2 separate regions of the Mus musculus genome follow, and region 1 is linked to region 2. Evidence: chromatin loops called from intact Hi-C (ENCODE). Cell type or tissue: heart. All regions are shown on one strand. Links, peaks and the distances in the headings refer to the core of each region. The heading gives the core; the rest is flanking DNA. Region 1 overlaps Gnaq (guanine nucleotide binding protein, alpha q polypeptide). Region 2 holds the start of Gnaq (guanine nucleotide binding protein, alpha q polypeptide).

The links. Hi-C counts contacts between places; a loop is a spot of excess contacts. Peaks named below come from ENCODE experiments on the same cell type or tissue, not always from the same donor. Only the 100,000 strongest peaks of a DNase experiment are listed, where the experiment ranks them.
Region 1: a loop joins it to region 2, with 4 times the contacts of the local background. A loop is called at or near these places in 2 of 42 quality-filtered maps.

The regions. Positions count from the first base shown.
Region 1 is chr19:16,220,319-16,225,691 of GRCm38, reverse strand. All of the region lies in intron 2 of Gnaq (guanine nucleotide binding protein, alpha q polypeptide), which reads right to left. Among named protein-coding and RNA genes, the nearest start is that of Gnaq, 90 kb to the right of the region's middle. In heart, for the core only: no CTCF peak of the experiment used is centred there; a DNase peak (open chromatin) is centred at 2,941.
Region 2 is chr19:16,129,516-16,134,888 of GRCm38, reverse strand. It overlaps Gnaq (guanine nucleotide binding protein, alpha q polypeptide), which reads right to left and starts at 2,205. Exons shown (of 7, transcript NM_008139.6): 1 at 1,428-2,205. The coding sequence starts at 1,563. In heart, for the core only: a CTCF peak has its summit at 2,430; DNase peaks (open chromatin) are centred at 1,078, 1,428 and 2,278; H3K4me3 peaks cover 2,907 bases; H3K27ac peaks cover 2,668 bases.

The sequences.
Region 1 (5,373 bases), core at 303-5,302, 91 kb before region 2:
TTTAAGACTTCTGTGGTGGCATGAGCGAGAATGTCCCCAAAGCTCTTCCATTTTTATATGTGGTCCCCACTTGGTGGCAGGCACTGTTTGGGGGAGAGCTTTGAGAATTTAATGACTTGTCATTTTGAGTTTGCTATCTGCTTCCTGTTTCTGTCATGACAGAAATGGTCACTCACCTGTCTAGAATCATATGACAAAAACAAAAAACAAACAAAACAAAATCAAACCCTTCCTTCTGTAAGGTGCTTTGGTTTTAAGGTTTTACCACAGCATTAGAAAAGCAACTAAGACACCCTATCTCAACAATCAAAAACCAGATCAAATGGAACTAAACAACATACAGATTTGTTTGTTTGTTTTTGCTTACTCACAAAAAAACAAGTTATATCACAGCACACAGAACACTTAAAACCAGATTAAAACACTACAGTTAACAAGTGTCAAAACCAGCTTTCATTATTACCTTCTTTCTTAACCTAAGTTTTTAAACTGAACCATAAAAAAAAAAAAAAAAAAAAAAATGGCCTAGTTCCACAAAAGCTAGTGATCCAGACAAACCTGTTCAATGCCAGTGCTGCAGACACTGGGGACAGGAAACAGGAAAGGATTCTGCTAACGTATTAGCTAAATTGGGCACTGCAGAGGAAATGTCAGCCCAAAAGACACTGCTGGAAAGGGACATTGATCCCCACTGCACTTGGCCCAGCTTCTCCTCTTTCTAAATGAAAATGCTAAAAAGGACAAGAACATGGACCCGTGAATACTAATGAAGGCTCACAGCAGCCTTCAGAAGTGATGTGACTGCTTTTTTCTTAATGTCATTATCAATATAGGAAAAATAAAGAACTTTGTGCCTGGCCATAAATTAACACAAGCTGAACAGCAAACATGCAGAGGCCTCCGGAAAAGGAAGATGTTGCTTTACAGAGTAAGCCATGAAAACATTTGGGTTCTGCCTAGGAAGCCTAAAAAATGTTAAAGACATTTTTTTCATGGAAAAAAAGAACAGAACCAAAAACCCTTTAAATATAAGGGAGTCAACTCAGCTGTGCAGTCTCAAAGAGGAAAACCAAAGCAGAATGGCTTACCCTGTCCAATATCAAAACTCCTTATACAGCTTGGTTATCAGCAGTTTAGTACTGATAGACAGAGACACAAAATAATCAAATGGCTCATAATAGTCAACCTGGAACCAACTGTATACATAATCATGTGATCAGTGACCAGGGCGATCCTGCACAGCCCTGCATGGTGTCTTTGGTAAACTAGCTGGGTCAACAAGATTGCAAGACAGAAAAATTAAAATGTGTCTCCTTATTTCACACTGTACTCTACAATATATGATGAAGTTTATTTTAGATCTAAATGTAAAAGCAAAAATAAAAAATTTGGGAAAAGCCCAGGTTATTTATATGAATTTAAAGTAAGCAAAGATTACTTTAAAAGGACTAATTAGAGGGGGGAAAAATGACTAACTGGACTAAGATTAAGAACTTTTACTAGAAGAACCAGTAAGAAAATAGAAAGTAAATCACAAAGTAAAGAAAATATTCACAAAGTAAAGAAAAATTGCATTTACTAAGCAGAGAGTTGTTAATATATAAAGAGCTCCTACAAAGCAATAATAAATCAGGCACTCTAATAGAGGCGGGTAAAAGGTTATGTGTTTTTGTTTGGTAAACATAATCATATGTTAACCAAGGCCAGGTTCAAGAGTGCCTACATTTGTATTATTTGTAACAGTCAGAAACAGTCACATATTTAAAGAAAACATATATAAAAACAAACAAACAAATACCCTATAGAATAGCTAGAAAACTAGATGTTAAACAAATGTGACTATGTGACTAAACAGATTAAAAAAAATATTTTCACCACCAGGACAAGTTCTTTGTTACCCCTCAAATATGATTTAAGTGAAATACAGATACCAAAGTTCATACAATATGTGCCTTCTTGAATACAGGTTGAAACATTGGCAAAACTAAATGTCCTTAAACATCAAAGAGATGATCCCCTGTGGTTGGTAGATTTATCTAGAATAAGGGGTAATGAGCCCAGGTACTGGTTGTGCTGACTCAGATTAAGAGCTTAGCTACAGACATGTTCAAAGTGGTGACACCTGACTCTCACTACTAAGAACACGCGTTCTTCTATGCATAAGCTCTGCTTCAGTGAGAACACAGAAGGGAGAGAGCCAGTGTCCATCTATTGCTAAACTCTTTCCTCAGGGATCAGCACGAGCGAGGCGATTGTCAGAAAAGATTTCAGTTTGTCCAGTTCACAGCATGCTTTAGCTTGGAAAGACAGCTTTAGAGAAAGCCACATGTCAACAATCTATTCTGTTCTGAACACATCCAGGAAAGGAGTGATCTGTGCCTCCCTTGGCATCCTATCCCAGTGACCATGCTCTGAGGATGGCTTTTCCTCCACTTGACACTGCCAACAATTTTAAAGGTATTTCACATGCATGAGCTTTCCAACTTTAAACCACCTTATCACTGTTTGTCCCACTCCCACACATGAAAAAACTCAGGCCTAGACTATGAAGAAATGAAAAATTCTTAACAAATGTAAAGACTGCAAGACTCTTTGGCTTTTCTGTGCTAGAACTCAAATGCTGGATACACTTACCACAGTGCACATCGGAGAGAAGATAGTTGTCACTCGGTCACTAACTTGAGTCCCTTCCCACCCTATAACCCACAGTAAGTCCAGAATAAGAAATTGTATTTTAGGGTAAATGCTAAGTAAACTCAGAGGACTTGCATCTACAGGGAGTTCACATGTCATTCCGTGTTATAAATCGACTGTGCACTTTTGTAGTAGACATTTGTGAACGGGGCCAGAATTGTTCTCCTTTTTCCACTAGCAGTACCCAGATTTCCCCCAGGGACTGTCAATCACATTGACCAGACTTCCTTCCCCTGTCTAAAGAACTAGCAAAGAATCCAGGCTGGGCCAGTCCAACACTTTTTCCCAGGAATCTGAATCAGAAGTGAGTGTTGAAAGACTGAAATTGGCTGAAGTTCATCTCTCCCAAGCACAGTCCTTCAGCTTCTCAGGCCTCCTGTGAGCTCACACCCTCAAAACTTTTCCTCTTCCTCATCCAGGTTGGTTTCTGCAGCCTACAAATCTTTGGCTTCCCAGATGTTTTGACAGACAGACCAAAATGCGAAATTGTTAGTCCTGTTTATTACACAGGTGGAAATTCCTCAGTGCAATCAGTATGTGGTCATTCTGGGAACTAAGAAAATTCCCTTGTGGTTTTTGTTTTGTTTCATTTTTATGTAGCAATTTCTTATTGAGTTGATCAAAGACAGGAATAATACAGTCTTCAGAATTTTGGCTATTTTCTCTTGAAAAATAGCATTGAAGATCTTGAGGGTTTTTCTTTTTTAAGGAAATACAAAAATCAGAATAATGTAAACATTTTTAACAAATGCTTACATCTTAGGAGTGGGTATGCATGCACATAACCAAGAAACTGAGGGCTGGCGGATGTCGCTGGCACCATTCTCATTTGCCTGACATTCACAATTAGGCTAGCTGGCTGGCTAAGAACCTGAGAGATCTGCGTGTCTTTGCATCTCCAGTGCTGGGATTACATGCCCATGTAATAATGCCTCGGCATTTTTAGCTCAATTCTGAGGACAGAACCCAGATCTTCAGGCTTGCAAGGTAAGATAACGACTGAATCATGCCCCCAACCCTAATGAGTGAAGTACTTTTCTGTGACATGTCGTTCCTTATTCTTAGGTAGTGTACTGGCTAGTTTTGTGTCAACTTGACACAGCTGGAGTTATCACAGAGAAAGGAGCTTCAGTTGAGGAAATGCCTCCATGAGATCCAACTGTAAGGCATTTTCTCAATTAGTGATCAAGGGGGAAAAGCCCCTTGTGAGTGGGACCATCTCTGGGCTGGTAGTCTTGGTTCTATAAGAGAGCAGGCTGAGCAAGCCAGAGGAAGCAGGCCAGTAAGTAACATCCCTCCATGGCCTCTGCATCAGCTCCTGCTTCCTGACCAGCTTGAGGTCCAGTTCTGACTTCCTTGGTGATGAACAGCAGTATAGAAGTGTAAGCCGAATAAACCCTTCCCTCCCCAACTTACTTCTTGGTCATGATGTTTGTGCAGGAATAGAAACCATGACTAAGACAGGTAGCATAGTACTTAGTGGTCCTCTTAGTTCCCCTCCACTCCAAATGAAAAGGAAAACCACGTGTCATAGTAACAGTCCGTAGCTACTTAGGCAAATTGAGCTAAAGACTAGTTGCTAAGTGAGCCTGGTCATTAGAACTTTAAAGACTAAACTTAGAAACTAGGTAAGGGTGAGTATCCTTGTCAGAAATACTTGCACCAGAAACATCCTAGTCTGCAGAGCTTTTAAATATGGTAACACATGCATATATACAAGTATCTATGAGATGAGGCTTAAGCTACTTGCTTTTCATACTCATGGAATGAATGCAGCTTGGTAGTAATTTTACACAAATTTTTAATAATTTTACTGGATTTATACAGGTGGAAGGAAAGACTGAATCCTGTAATCTATCCTTTGTCCTCCACCATAGCATTTTCAGATCAAGGATGCTCAAACTATAGAATAAAAAGAAAAGTGAAATTGTCAGCTTGAAGGTAGCACAGGCTGAGTCCCCACTATCATTTCTTTTCTCCATATCAGATGTTTTTCTCTTGCAGAGCTGGCAATGGACAGACTATAGACACTTCTACACTGCCTCAATCCCTGATTTCACAGACATCACAAATCAGCTGCAAAGGAATACCAGGAGCCCCCATCGGGGGCGTTCTACACAATGAGCAAAAGCCTCCTCTGCTTTGCCTGTGTTGTTGAGGTGGGATCGATTCCCAACGAGCATGATGCTCTGTGAAAGGTATCCTGTAACCTGAGGAGATCATGCATGCACATATGAAATACTACAACCGGCATACAGGAAGAACACCAACTGCCCAATTCAGACATTCTTCACCACACTGCAATTCCAGACAGTTCCCTATCCATGCTAACACAGAGGCACTCAAATCACCTCCTTTTTATTAGTAATCAAATTCTAGATGAAGACAGAGAATGTAATCAGAAGAACTCATCTGTGGAAGATGAATGGAATTCATCCTTTTAGAAAGAACTAAATACTGAAGCAATCTCATGGTCATATACTTTACACAGGCAGGCTTTACTAAATGACAGTCTCTTTTATTGTTAGCTATGAACCTGTATTCAGAAAAAAAACAAGGTGGTATGTATAAATAAACAAGCTCTATATCACTGTATGTTCAAAAGGAATCTTAAAACATGTGTTTCCTCAATGTGGGATGAGTTGGAGGAGCTCGCCATTATAGAAACATGCTTTTTCA
Region 2 (5,373 bases), core at 201-5,200:
GACATTCCATTTTCAGCCTTGAGAAGAAACAGAAATGATGAGGGTGGACAGGCTTACCCAGTTTCCCCATTGCTCTGGCTTATTCCCCCTGAAACCCATCTTTCTAGTCAGCCCCTTGCCTTCTAGTCTTTATGAACACATTATATGTGCACATTTACCTAACTGGATTTCAATATAAAGACCTTGGTTAAGGGAAGGGAACAGCATTGGGAACCATGTGTGATTATGATATTTTGCTCCTGACGATAAGCAAGCCAGGCCCCAAGGTAATGGGTTCTTGGAGCCAGCACATGGAATGCTCCAGATAGCAAAAAAAAGAAAAATGAAAAGAAAAAAACGGGGGGGGGGGGGGTGTCTTCTCAAATCCCAACAATGCAACATTCTTTTCTTACAGAAATGTTTGTGAAGCGGTAACAAATAAACACAAGTGCAGACATTTTTCAGGCCTGTTCCTGCAAAGCAGTTCTTGCTTCCTACCACAATAGCAATAGTTATGTCATGCTAGCTTGTACATGGACCCTGATCGCTTGATTCCGAACACTCTCTCGGAGATAATAATCAATATAGCTCCTATTTGAAAATAGCATTTTCTTGCTAATTTCATGTTAAGGGAGAATGTTGGGTTGTTGTTTTGTTTTGTTTTGTTTTTTTAAACGCGATCAGAGGGAAATTTTCTCTCACTCTTCCCGTTTTTTCTTGGAGCCCAGATGGCAAGATACTAAAATGTCCGTTTTAAACAAAAGGTTTCTGTTTGTTTCCAGGAGAGTAACTGAGAGGCTGCGCTGGTTTCCAGTAGAAACTGCTGTGAATTCAGGCATACATCTGGGTCGCCTCATTAAACAAAAGACACCCGTCTGCTGTCAACAACCACACAGTACAACACTCCCGGATCCTTCATCTTTATCCGGAAGGAATGGTTCATAGAGACGCCTGTCACCATCCACTGGCCATGCAACTCTCTGGGGTCACTCCTGTCAGTGGCCTGGTGGCTACAGTATAGCACATTTGGGCTAGTCTTCCCGCCCCGCCCCTGCCCAGTACGTTAACCCGGGTTTATTGGAGCGCCAGCCAAGGCTTCCTCAGCACCTTTCCTAGCAGAATCCAGACCGGGGTCTGCTCCCCGTTTCCACCCTTCCCTCTCCACCCCACAACGCGCCACAATGGACGCTGGCCGACCACCGCACTGCACGCCATTGCCCACCCGCGCCGCTCGCGCGGACGCTCAGCCGTCCCGCAGACGCTGTGCACCGAGCACGGCCCTAGCTGACACCAAAGGCGCACGCCGCGGATCCGCGCCCGGGAGCCCCGGCCCTCGGCCCCTGGGTGCGCGCGCGCGGGTGCGGGTGCGGGTGCCGGCCGGGGACGCGCGTGGGGAGGGCAGCGGCGAGCCGGGGCGGGGGGTACCGGGGCCCAAGGGCCGCACTCACCCAGCAGCAGCAGCTTGAGCTCCCGGCGGGCGTCGCGCTTGTCCCTGCGCAGCTGCCGCTCGATCTCGTCGTTGATCCTCCGGGCTTCCTTGGCCTCCTCGCTCAGGCAGCACGCCATGATGGACTCCAGAGTCATTCTTCCGAAGTGCCTCGCTGCAGCCCCGCCGGCGCCCTGCTCACACGCGCGCACACACGCCCTCCGCCCTCGCTCCCCCGAGGCAGCGGCGGCCGCGGAGCCCCGCCGCCCGGGCGCGCGTCAGGGACGAGCTCAGGGGAGCCGCGGTAAAGGAGGCGGCCGGGCCCGCAGCCCAGGCGGGCCGGGAACGAGCGGGGCCGGGAGCCTGGGACGCGCGAGGAAAGGCCGCCGCGCCCCGCCGCGCTCACACGCCGCCTTCTCGGAGAGCGCGCGGCCCTCCAGGCGCCGCCGCCGACGCTGCCCAAGGCTGTGCGCCCAGCGGCCCGAGCTCATCCACCGAGGCGGCCCCGCAGCGAGCGACCGCCGACGGCTCAGCGCGCCCGGCGCGCCCGCTCCTCGCCGCCGCCGCCGCCGCCGCCTGACTCGGCTCCGGGCGCCCTCGGCCTGCCCGCGCCCACTCGGCTCGCTCGCAAACCGGGCAGCCGGCCGCCGCGCGCTCCCCGCCTCCGCCCCCGCCTCCGCCGGACGCCCACCCGGCCCGATTGCCAGGCGCGCCGCGGCTGCTCAGTGCTCGCCCTCCCCCTCGCCACACACACACATTTTCTCCTTTCTCTGAACTGGAGCACAGATCCGGGAGGGGGCGGCGGCGGCGGGAGGAGGAGGAGGAGGACGGGCGCAGGGGGCGGGCACAGCGCAAGGGGCGGGACCGCGGCCCCTCCTGGACAGCTCGCGCTCTCCTCGCCCCGCCCCCGACTGCCCGCCCCGCTCGCCGGCCGCCTCCCTCTGTGCGAGCTCCGGCGCGGCGGTCACGGCCGTTGGAGCGGGTCCGGCAGGCGGACACCGACCTTCGGCTGCCGCTGGGCTGCCGGGGCGTGGTCGGCGAGAATATGGCGGCCTCGGCCTGCCCTCTGGCCGCTGGCGCTGCGGGAGCCCTGCCGGGAGCCCACGCGCTGCGCTCCGGGCCTCTCTGCAGCCGGGCTGCCCTTTCCTATTTCTAAAACGCCATTGGGAAGAAGCTGCCTCGAGTGGCCTCTGACCCAAGATCCATCTTAGAAGATGGGATGCTCTTTACTAGGGAAGAGAAAGGATTGTCACTGGCTCTCTGGGGGTTACTGAGGGATCTGTGGACGGAACTGTCCTCCTTATCTCCAGATAGGAATCTGAATCCTAAAGAGAAAAAAAGAAGCTGCCCAAGTTTCCAAGAGCCTCCTGATCCGTTCCAACTTTTCGGGTCACTGAGGTGGTTTCTGTTTTCCTACCAGCACACTACGTTAAACAGTCTGGTAATGTAGGATTGACCCTTCTACACCGTGACAGTTAAGGATGACTTCTGGGAGAACGCCAAGTAGTACAGAATGAAATGAAAGAGACAGATATGGTGGCTCACACCCATAAACTCCACACTCCACAGGCTGAGGCAGGAGAATTGCTTCCTGAGCAGTATGAGACCTTGTAGCAAAGAAAAGGGGGAGGGAGAGAGAATAAAATAGGAGAAAGTGAAGAAACTAGTATCATTGGAGCAAAATTCTATTTGGTTTTTATACTTCTAATTTGAGGTGGTTTACTAATAAATAGAAAATATCTTGTTCATTCAAGGTTGTATTGGGGAAAAAAAAAGGTTCATTCAATTCAGTGTGTCTCAAACATCAAGAGGAGAATCGTACTATTTTTCCTGACTTTATAGATAGAAGTGGGCGCCTCCACATTTCATGCTTTTCATAAACTGCTCCTGTTGATCTGGGCTGCAATGTAAGATCATACCCATTGCTGCAACTTAAGAATGAAACAAGTCTTGGACTTCAAGGTCTCTCCTCTGGTTTGCCTTATTCTCCACCACCACCACCACCACCCCACCCCATCCCCCACCCCCACCCCCACCCCCACCCCCACCCCCCCACCCCCGTGATACACTGCATGCATACATTCAGCCTCTATGCCAGGACTCAGATGGAGTTGTGGACGTAAAGTCTGTATGTAATACTCTGCTTTTAAAAAAGATACCTTGCCAAAGAAGCAAAGAAGCAAAGAAGGTGAACCTCTCACCCCTTTTATATGAATACCATCAGAGCTGGTGTAGACTAGCTGTGAAAATGAATATTTAGATACTAAAGATTCAGAGTCCAAGGCAGAAATGTAAAATAGAAGAATTGGGCAAGAATTGCAAGTAATACCCAGCCCCCCCTCGTGGGGGTGGGGGTGGGGTGTGTGTGTGTGTGTCCTAGAGAGACACAACAAGCTGGAAAACAAAACGATCAACATTTCATGTCTGGTTTCCTAAGGAGCCCCTGAGACAAATTGTGCCTTTAAAGTGTCAGTAATATATTTTGCTTAACTGACCTCTTTGTTTGTCACTTCTGTCTCAGCCCCAGGGACATGCCCTGGTACAGATATTTAAATTGACAAAAAAAAAAAAAAAAATCAACGTATCACTCACTGGAAAGAAATCAGGAAGTAAGGAATGCCAGCAATGCACAGGACAAAGTTATATAAGGACATCAAGAGGGAAACAGGAAGAGAAAATTCCAAGCATAAACCTTTGATGGATCTGGAAAGCATTTGCTAAGCAAGTGTCCCTATGACTTACATCAAACAAATGGAGTCCATACAGAAACTCACAGTGGTGTTGAGTGTGCTCTAGAAGAATAGACTCTAAATTATGCAACCGAACAGGGCTCATGTTACAAAATTCCAGTTCATTAAATCAACAAGCAGGGATTAACTGCTTAAATACAGTAAAGATGCAGTGAGGAGCACCCGGGGCCTACAGCATGTCCTCAAACTCTATAGGCATGTGGTCTTAAGGCATGGTGCAGCTCTGGACGGATACAGAAGAAAAAACTGGAGTTGATTTGTACAAAAATTGGGGTAAAGGTAAAAAGCATTTCAATGTACCCTAAAGAACATATAGGCTTAGCTCGGTGTACGAGCACACAGTCTTATCTGGAATAGCAGTCTGGCCTACTGAAGGAGATACCCTGTGGGGAAGCAAGGAAAAGAGGGAGGGAAGAAAAAAAGGAAGAAAGGAACAAAGAAAATCTCTACCGTAAACGTACACCACTTTAAAATAACAATTCCAAATCAAAATCACTGGAGACATACTGTGGGTTGATAAGCCATTCTGAGAACTCGAGGCCAATTACCGTAAGGCTGAAAGGCAAAACCACAAAATCCTACAAGCATTGAACTTCAGAGAAAACAGACTCTTATCTCCCTTGCGGTGTCCCAGTTCAGAAGCCTACCCACCCCACACACCCCAATTTATTGCCCAGCCTTCAGAGACCTGAGAAGAAAGAAAGAAAGAAAGAAAGAAAGAAAGAAAGAAAGAAAGAAAGAAAGAAAGAAAGAAAGAAAGAAAGATAGATCAGTAAAGACATATTAAAGGAATGGAGGAGGGATTCCAGGGTCCAAGAAGAAAAGGAAAAGGAGATCCTGAAGGGGAACCCAGACAGCAGGCTGTGTACAGTGCCTTTGTTCCCAGTCATTTATCATGGCTACTTCATAATATGTGGGGTGTGTCTGTGTTTCTGTCTGCCTGCCTGAGAGCAAGGACTTTCCTGTTCTCAAGGACTCAAAAGAGTGCTGAGACTAGAATTGGCCCCTCTTTGGCCTAGTCTATGTAGACCAGGCTAGCTTTGAACTCACAGATATCCATCTACCTCAAATGTGCTGAGAGCAATAGAACTCACCACCATACCCAGCCCAGAACATATATTATTTTTAATTGACTCTTATTTATTTCATGTGCATGGGTGTTTTGTCAGCTTTTATGTCTGTGCACCATGGGTGTGCCTAGTGCCTGTAAGAGGCCAG